Linked DNA regions of Homo sapiens: region 2 is linked to region 1. A link is a contact called in ENCODE Hi-C or POLR2A ChIA-PET data. All regions are on one chromosome and are shown on one strand. The core of a region is the stretch at or near the end of the contact, and the rest is flanking DNA. Distances in the headings are between cores, read along the strand shown.

Region 1 (4,744 bases), core at 1,682-4,181:
TTCAGTGGGCTTGAAGAGTATACAGAGGCCTGGGACAAAGTCTGTTGGGCCTGCAGTGCAGACAATGGTTTGTGACAAGAGTCTGTCTAGCTGTGTCAGAGGTGTTTGAAACAGAGCAACTCCATCTTGAATAGGGGCTGGTTAAAATGAGGCTGAGACCCACTAGGCTGCATTCCCAGATGGTTAGGCATTCTCTGTCACAGGATGAGATAGCAGGTCAGCACAAGATACAGGTCATAAATGTAATGGCCCAAGGGGTTCATCTTGCCTGCTGCCTAGGCTAGACAGAGCCGATTTATCAAGACAGGGGAATTGCAATTGAGAAAGGGTAATTCACGCAAAGCTGGCTGTGCGGGACCGGCGTTCTATTATTACTCAAATCAGTCTCCCTGAGCATTTGGGGAGCAGAGTTTTTAAGGAGAACTTGGTGGGTGGGGAGAAGCCAGTGAGCCAGGAGTGCTGATTGGTCAGAAATCAAATCATAGGGAGTCCGAGCTGTCTTCTTGCGCTCAGTCTGTTCCTGGGTGGGGGCCAGAAGATCAGATGAGCCAGTTTATTGATCTGGGTGGGGACAGCTGATCCATTAAGTGCAGGGTCTGCAAAACATATCAAGCACTGACCTTAGGAGCAGTTTAGGAAGGGTCAGAATCTTGTAGCCTCCAGCTGCATGACTCCTAAACCGTAATTTCTAATCTTGTGGCTAATGTTAGTCCTACAAAGGCAATCTAGTCCCCAAGCAAGGAGGTCTGCTTTGGGAAAGGGCTGTTACTGTCTTTGTTTAAACTATAAACTAAGTTTCTCCCAAAGTTACTTCAGCCTACGCCCAGGAATGAACAAGGACAGCTTGGAAATTAGAAGCAAGATGGAGTCAATTCTTTCACTGTCTCAGTCATAATTTTGCAAAGGCAGTTTCAATCCCTCCCTTTGGGTTTTATAGCACCTTAATCTTAAGGTGTAGGCTATGAAGATGGGAAAAGACCGTCGATGGCTCTGGCTTCTTCCTGCTGACGGGATGTAGTGGGAATGGGAGTGAACCCCAAGGTGAGAAGAATGGAACCCCAAGGTGAGAAGAATGGAACTGTTTTGCAACTGTCTTGAGCGTACTCATGCAGGCCTGGCTGGGCTTCTGAGGCTCGCGTGGCAAAAACATTAGTACTCTCAGCTATAGTTTTACTACAGTGTTTAAGTGAACAGCCTACTATAAGGTAAAATAGTGAGTCCTAGGATAAGGAGTACAATTCCCAATTTTAAAAGCAAAGATTTGAAAGCATTAGTTTGGGGACTTCTAACCCACAAGGAATTTAGAATTTAGTCTAAACTGCGGAAAAAAACCTCAAGAACAGCTAACAACAGTATACTACAGTTTTTCTTTTTTGTTTGTTTGTTTGTTTGTTTGTTTGTTTTGAGACAGAGTCTCACTCTGTTGCCCAGGCTGGAGTGCAGTGGCATGATCTTGGCTCACTGCAAACTCCACATCCAGATTCAAGCAATTTTCTTGCCTCAGCCTCCCAAGTAGCTGGGATTACAGGTGCATGCCACTACGCCTGGCTAATTTTTGTATTTTTAGTAGAGATGGGGTTTGGCCATGTTGGCTGGGCTGGTCTCAAACTCCTGACCTCAGATGATCTGCCTGCCTCACCCTCCCAGAGTGCTGGGATTACAGGCGTGAGCCACTGTGCCTGACCTAGTTTTCTTTCGAAGCATAATTTTTCTCTCTCCAGTCCCCATTTTTATTAAAAACAAATCATGATAGAACTGATTTGTTTACAAAATAAACTTTAGTCTTACTGTACTTGGCCTGATTATTTGCATAAAGTACAGCAAGAATAATTATTTTTCACTTAGGATATTTTAATTGGCTTTGATAGAACTCTGTTCCATGAAGAATCTCAAATAAGACTTTTAAAAGCTGAGCCCAGCCATGGGTTTTTACCCTCAAATACCTATGAGTTGGGCAAACTCCTCTCCTCTTGAGGTCCCAAGATAACTTGGGATTCCTGGGTCTGTTAGAAAGTGACATTGTTTATTTACCACAGGTCAGGAACTTTGTACAGGGACTCTGCGTGGACAAGGTATGAGGCCACATTCCCTAATGGGCTTTAACTGGCTCTATAAGTCAACTTTGATTCTTTAAAGGAAGTATACCATTCCATTCAAAGCCTTGGTAAAATAACCAATTTTTCCAATTGTGTCCTGTTACAAAAGAAAGCAAATTCTTATTGCACTTGTGTAATTAACTATACTGCCATAAATTGAGTATATTCACAAATAGTTCCCAAATTCTGAAGAAATCAAGTAGAGAGGAACAAATATGCTCCAAATTTTGTTCACAGGAGTATATATATATACACATACATATATATATACACACATACATATATATATACACATACATATATATACACATACATATATATATATACATACACACACACACATATATATATATATATATATATATATATTTTTTTTTTTTTTTTTTTTTTTTTTTTGGGAGAGAGTCTTGCTGTGTCCCCCAGGCCGGAATGCAGTGGTGCAATCTCGGCTCACTGCAACCTCTGCCTCCCAGGTTCAAGCGATTCTCCTGCTTCAGCCTCCTGAGTAGCTGGGATTACAGTGCCACCACACCCTGCTACACTCCCACAAGCACCATGACAGTTTACAGATGCCATGGCACATCAGGAAGTTACCCTATATGGTCTAAAAAGGGGAGGAATCCTCAGTTCTGGGAATTGCCCATCCCTTTCCCAGAAAACTATAATCCCAGCACTTTGGGAGGCCAAGGTGGGTGGATCACGAGGTCAGGAGTTGGCGACCAGCCTGGCCAACATGGTGAAACCCCGTCTCTACTAAAAATACAAAAATTAGCCAGATGCGGTGGCAGGTGCCTGTAATCCTAGCTACTCGGCAGCCTGAGGCAGAAGAATTGCTGGAACCCGGGAGGCGGAGTTTGAAGTGAGCCAAGATCACACCACTGCACTCCAGCCTGGGTGACACAGCAAGACTCCGTCTTGAAAAAAAAAAAAAGGGCAACCATAGCCCTCTGGGCTGCTCTGCCTATGGAATAGCTGTTCTTTATTCCCTTACTTTCTTTTTTTTTTTTTTTTTTTTTTGAGACGAAATCTCACTCTGTTGCCCAGGCTGGAGTGTAGTGGTGTCGTCTTAGCTCACTGCAACCTCCACCTCCCAGGTTCAAGTGATTCTCCAGCCTCAGCCTCCTGAGTAACTGGGATTACAGGCATGCACCACCATGCCTGGCTAATTTTTGTATTTTTAGCAGAGACAGAGTTTCACCATGTTGGTCAGGCTGGTCTTGAACTCCTGACCTCGTGATCCACCCACCTCGGGCTTCCAAAATGCTGGGATTACAGGTGTGAGCCACCACTCCTGGCCTCCTTTACTTTCTTAATAAACTTGCTTTCACTTTATGGACTTGCCCCAAGTTCTTTTCTTGCATGAAATCCAAGAACCCTCTCTTGGGGTCTGGATCCAGACTCCTTTCCATAACAGGTGTGTTTGTCAGAGGCATGTGAACCAGAGCAACTCCTTCTTGAATATGACCTGGGTAAAATGAGGCTGAGACTTACTGGGTTGCATTCCCAGATAGTTAAGGCATTCTAAATCACAGGATGAGATAGGAGGTCGGCACAAGACACAGGTCATAAAGACCTTGCTGATGAAACAGTTTGCAGTAAAGAAACCGGCTAAAATCCACCCAAACCAAGATGGTGATGAGAGTGACCTCTGGTCATCCTCACTGCTACACTCCCATCAGCACCATGACAGTTTACAAATGCCATGGCAATGTCAGGAATTTACCCTATATGGTCTAAGAAGGGGAGACATGAGTAATCCACCCATTGTTTAGCCTGTCATCAAGAAATAATCATAAAAATGGGCAACCAGCAGCCCTCAGGGCTGCTCTGTCCATGGAGTAGCCATTCTTTTATTTCTTTACTTTCCTAATAAACTTGCTTTCACTTTATGGATTTGCCCTGAATTCTTTCTTGTGTGAGATCCAGTAACCCTATCTTGGGGTCTGGATCGGGACCCCTTTCCTGTAACATGTTGACAGACTTTGGTTTTTCTTCCTGCAATATGGGTTCAGTTAATGAAAAAATGGCAAGGGACTGGAGATAATTGTTTTCTTCTTTGGCAGGTCCAGACTTTAGACAGATAAGGGAACTTCAGAGAACAACTTCATGCTGTGCTTTGGGACAGACAGGAGTGGGAGAAAGGTCAGCGAGACCTTGAGGCTGCTTCTTCAGCTGAGTACTTCAAAGCTCCATATTTTGGGGTATCGGTTGCTGAGTCCCAACAAACATCTGCTCTCAAAGATTTTCAGTCAAGGCTTGCAGACGTATGTAGCAAAAGGCTGTCCAGATTGGCTGGACTCAGCCGGGTGTGGTGGCTCTTGCCTGTAATCCCAGCATTTTGGGAGGCTGAGATGGGTGGATCACCTGAGGTCAGGAGTTCAAGACCAGCCAGGCCAACATGGTAAAACACTATCTCTGCTAAAAATACAAAAATTAGCCGGCCGTAATGGCAGGTGCCTGTAATCCTAGCTACTCCAGAGGCTGAGACAGGAGAATCACTTGAACCCAGGAGGCAGAGGTTGCAGGGAGCCGAGATCCTGCCATTGCAGTCCAGCCTGGGTGACAAGAGTGAAACTCTGTTTCCAAAACAAAACAACAACAACAAAAAAAAACCACACACACACAAACAAATTGGCTGGACTAATTTA
Region 2 (4,744 bases), core at 1,500-3,999, 54 kb before region 1:
GAATGCCCTTCCCCAGATGACCACATCACCCACTCCCTCACTCCCTTCCCACATGTCACCTGTGATCACAGGTAGTAAGCCCTTTCCTGACTCCTGATTTAAAACTGCCATCCTCTCACCAGCTCTCCCCACCCCTTTTCTGCTGTCCCTTCCTTTCTTCACGACACTCAGCACCATCTAACATATTATCTCATTACTTAATTATTACATTTATTGTCTGACTCTCCCACCTAAATGCCAGCTCCAGCAGGAAAGGGATGTGGTCTTTTGCTCCATCCCATCCCTGCAGCACCTAGATCACAGAGTGGTGCCCTCTGAGCACTTGCTGGATCCACGTGTTCTGAGCACTGTCCAGTGCAGAGTGCACAGGGGCAGGATGTCAGATGCTGCCCAGCACTAACCGACACTCCATGGCAAACTGTCACCCGAGAATCAACCAAAGGCAAGAGCCCAGTGCTGGGGCACTGGGGAGCTCAACAGCTACCCTCAGAGGGGCCAACCCTGGACCTTGCACACAGCAGGAGCTTGATAAACATGGGTTTCCCTGAATTGACATCTTGCAAACGTCCAGCTCCTGCTTCTCCTTCAGTGCCCTGTTTATTAAGTATCAAAGGCCACACCAGTGCAGAGTCAGGCATGAGCCCCAGGCAGGGGTTGGGGGTAGAATGGGATGAGGCAGGGGAGACGGTGGATGTTACACAGCACACACAGAATGACCAGGGAAAAGCAGCCTGAGAAACCTGAAGGACTCTCTAGGGCACTCTCTGGGCGCCCACAGCAGAGGAAGGAGAAAAGAAACATTGCAGACATCTGCAGGGAGGTGGGAGATGTTCCTGAGCTGCAGCCTTAGGTGCCAGATGATGTCTGAAACGGGCTTGGGTCCCACCTGGGCAGCAAGGGCATGTCACACCATATCACCCTCCTGCTGAAAACCCCCTCGTGACTGTCCAAGGTCCCTGGAACAACATATACACTCCTCCCACGGCCTGCAAGACCTTGTGTGGCCTGGGGCTCTGGCCTCCCTAACTGCACCGTGTACGAGCCACAATGTTTTATTCCCTTCCATCCGGCCTCCCAAGCATTCTTCTCCCCTTTGGAAGATCAAGTCCCCTCCACCCTCCAGGCCTGGGATTCTGAAACATTCTTCCTTCAAAGCTATACATGAGGGCCAGGAGCAGTGGCTCATGCCTGTAATCCCAGCACTTTGGGAGGCCGAGGCAGATGGATTGCTTGAGGTCAGGAGTTCGAGACCAGCCTGGCCAACATGGTGAAAACTCCGTCTCTACTAAAAATACAAAAATTAGCCGGGCATGGTGGCAGGTGCCTGTAATCCTAGCTACTTGGGAGGCTGAGGCAGGAGAATCGCTTGAACCAAGAGGCAGAGGTTGCTGTGAGCTGAGATCGCACCACTGTACTCGAGCCTGGGCAACAAAGCGAGATTCCTTCTCCAAAAAAAAAAAAAAAAAAAAAAAACACCTCTACATGAGTATCACCTGCTCCTTTGTTTAGTCTCAACTCAAACATCACCTCCTCTGTGAGGCCCTCCCTGACCATCCAATTACCCTCTATTTTTCACTTTCTTCATAGCCCTTGGTGCTCTCTAAAATGCTCTTGGGTGGTTGCTTCCTTAATTTTAATCTTCCACGACTCAAATGCAAATCCATGGTGGCAGAGAGCCCTGCTGTCTTATTCTCTCTGTACAGTTGGCATTCAATACAGATGTGTTGAATGACTGACTACTTCTTCATCTTTTTCTTTTTTTTTTTTTTTTTTTTTTGAGATGGAGTTTCACTCTTATTGCCCAAGCTGGAGTGCAATGGCGCAATCTCGGCTCACTGCAACCTCTACCTCCCAGGTTCAAGTGATTTTCCTGCCTCAGCCTCCCAGGTAGCTGGGATTACAGGCATGCACTACCATGCCTGGCTAATTTTGTAGTTTTAGTAGAGACAGGGTTTCTCCATGTTGGCCAGGCTGATCTCAAACTCCCGACCTCAAGTGATCCGCCCGCCTCGTTCTCCCAAAGTGCTGGGATTACAGGCATGAGTCACTGCACCCGGCCTACTTCTTCATCTTAATAGGTGCCGTAGAAACCATCATGTTTCTCCTTTTGTTCTGACTGCCAGGGAGCTCCAAGCCAAATATGCAGCTGGATCACCATCTTGGTTAACTTTTTCAGTGGACATACCTGAATTCTCCTCCTACCCTCAACCTCAGTTTTCTACTTGGGACTCTACCTGTTAATACTTTTATTATTTTTTTTAAGAGACAGTCTCACTCTGTCATACCAGCTGGAGTGCAGTGGTGCAATCATAGCTCACTACAGCTTCAAACTCCTGGGCTCAAGGTCTCCTGCCTCAGGCTCCCAAGTAGCTAGGACTACAAGTGCATGCCACTACACCCAGCTATTTTGTATTATTATATATCACATAGTAAGCTGCTTTCAGGCTTTTGGGGGACCAAGGCCAGGCATGCAGCCTGCCCAACACAGTTCCCCTGAAGGCCCCTCAAATGGGTGGGGCCCTGGAACCTAGGCCCCCCACCCCCAGCCTGGTTCAATCACACCATTCTGTTTTGGTTTCTCCCTGCCCCAGCTGAGCGCCTCCTGTCCCTTCCTTCCCCTCACCCTCGGGACTCTGGCAGGCATGTCCTCCTGGCCCAGCCCTAGGCTGTGGACTGTGACCACGCATGCCTGGGCCCCAGGAAACCAGGGCAGCCAAGCACTGGGCTTCCTGCCAAGGCCTCACACCCCTCTCTCTCCCAGGAGCCAGGTTTCAACCTCTTCCTGGTAATCTTTCATGTGCTCACACTGTCGTGGCCCTATCTAGAATTCTCACACCTCAGGCTGCGGTTGGGGAGCAGGGAGGCAGCAGCCCTGACTGGGAACCTAGAAGACTGGACTGGATGACCTGCCAGGGGTCTCCCCAAGGCCCGGCCAACTTCCCAGGTGACCTTGAGCACAGCCTCTTTCTGGACCTAGGCTTTTCCACCTGTGGAGCAGAGGGGCCTGCTGGCCTCAGGCATCCACTGTGGCTCTGAGTCTAAGGTGAGCTCAGCCAGGGAGCCTGGGGGTCAGGGCTCCCACACTCTTGGGGCAGATAACCTGAGGCATCCCTGACCCCACCCCCACCAAGGCAGGCTGGCAGTACCAGATTCCAATGCAAGCCCCCGCCCCAACCTCCCCTCTGTTCCTACAAAGAGCACTGAACTGAATGCCTCAGCCCTCAGAACTTCAGCCACTAATAGGAGCTGTGTCCTTCTCTGGAAAGAGGTCACAAGCAGGCAGCCAGTGTGCCCAGTTTGGTCTACAGGTGGGCTTTTACAATCTTATAATGAGTGCCACATTAAGAAATCAGGGCCGGGTGTGGTGGCTCACCCCTATAATTCCAGCTACTTCGGAGGCTGAGGCAGAAAAATTGTTTGAACCCGGGAGGCGGAGGTTACAGTGAGCTGAGATCGTGCCACTGCACTTCAGCCTGCTCAACAAGAGCGAGACTCAGTCTCAAAAAAAAAATCAGGAAATGTCACTTAATAATCTGGATTCCTGGCTTCTCTTTGAAGACCAGGTGCTCTGGCCATGCCGGGCCCACAGTGGAGCTGAGGAGCCGCCCCTTGGGAAGGGGCAGGAGTTCACCTCAGACTCTACCACCGGCCCTCCCACTTGTTTCTCTTCTCTGCTGAGCCCTGAGGGTTTCAAATTAGTTTTTAGACCAACAATTTTCAACAAAACTTCAGCAGAAGTACTTAGACCAGAGTCTTAAACTTCAGCCCAATATAAAAAATAGGGTGGGTGCGGTGGCTCACGCCTGTAACCCCAGCACTTTGGGAGGCCGAGGTGGGCAGATGACCTGAGTTCAGGAGTTCGAGACCAGCTTGGCCAACACGGCGAAACCACATCTCTACTAAAATACAAAAAAAATTAGCCAGGCATGGTGGCACGCGCCTGTAATCCTAGCTACTCACTCAGGAGGGTGAGACAGGATAATTGCTTGAACCCGGAAGGCGGAGGTTGCAATGAGCCGAGATCACATCACTGCACTCCAGCCTGGGCGACAGAGTGAGACTCCATTTCAAGAACAAAAACCAACAAAAAAATGAACAAACAAACAAACAAAATAGACCAAAGTGAAAGAGCTATGTATGGTTGGAGGACAGGGGCTGGGGTCTCGGAGGCGTGTCGACAGAGCACAGCTTGAAAGTCATAATGTAGAAGCCTAAAATTCTATGAAGGCTTTCATACGCCCTGGAGAAGGGGAGGACACCACCCTCAGAGTGGCCTGGCCCAAACTGAGGTCTGCCTTTTTATGACCTCTCTCCTTCTCTTGGGGACCACAGACTCCCATGTTCCTCCAACACTAGGGACATGAATGGGTGCCCTGTGAGACTTGGCTTCCCCAGGCTGAGTCACCTCCTGCCTCTGGCCACTCCTGGCCAGCAGCCCCCTGCCCCAGGCCCGCAGCCCCCCAGGCCCGACATCCTGTACCTTGAGCTCATTAAGATAGCGCCTCGTGTGCACCACCAGCAGGTCCTCCTCCGAGGCCTCCCGCGCCTCCACCAGCATGCTGTCAGACAGAAGCTTCTCTTCTGAAACCACAGAGGGAGCATCCTGCTTCCCCACTGACCTCAAGGCCAGGGCCAGCCCCAGACCCTCCCACAGGCTGCAGACTTGGCCTGTGGCAGCCCCTGCCCCAGGGGTAGGTAGGCACTGCTGGCTTGTGGGCCTTCTGAGAAGGGGTAGCCTCCCCAG

The links. Hi-C counts contacts between places; a loop is a spot of excess contacts on that map. ChIA-PET counts read pairs that join two places held with the same protein, here RNA polymerase II (POLR2A). Pooled maps may share reads with other maps.
Region 2: a loop to region 1 is called in a map of K562, with 5 times the contacts of the local background. The contact joins two enhancer-like sites. A Hi-C loop is called at or near these places in 7 of 168 maps with a recorded cell type or tissue (CD4-positive, alpha-beta T cell, CD4-positive, alpha-beta memory T cell, CD8-positive, alpha-beta T cell and 3 more), 6 of 37 single-sample maps with no recorded cell type and 16 of 50 pooled maps. POLR2A ChIA-PET finds 5 or more read pairs at or near these places in 20 of 52 experiments (A549, B cell, CD4-positive, alpha-beta T cell and 15 more).

Annotation. Positions count from the first base shown.
Region 1 is chr3:13,429,583-13,434,326 of GRCh38, reverse strand. No RefSeq gene overlaps it. Among named protein-coding and RNA genes, the nearest start is that of NUP210, 12 kb to the right of the region's middle. Within about 2 kb of position 2,931, at least 2 of the 41 ENCODE cell types and tissues checked have a DNase peak (open chromatin) inside an H3K27ac peak, as active enhancers do.
Region 2 is chr3:13,483,301-13,488,044 of GRCh38, reverse strand. It overlaps HDAC11 (histone deacetylase 11), which reads right to left. Exons shown (of 10, transcript NM_024827.4): 3 at 4,481-4,581. Among named protein-coding and RNA genes, the nearest start is that of HDAC11, 5.4 kb to the right of the region's middle. RefSeq lists a silencer at 4,382-4,676. Within about 2 kb of position 2,749, at least 26 of the 41 ENCODE cell types and tissues checked have a DNase peak (open chromatin) inside an H3K27ac peak, as active enhancers do.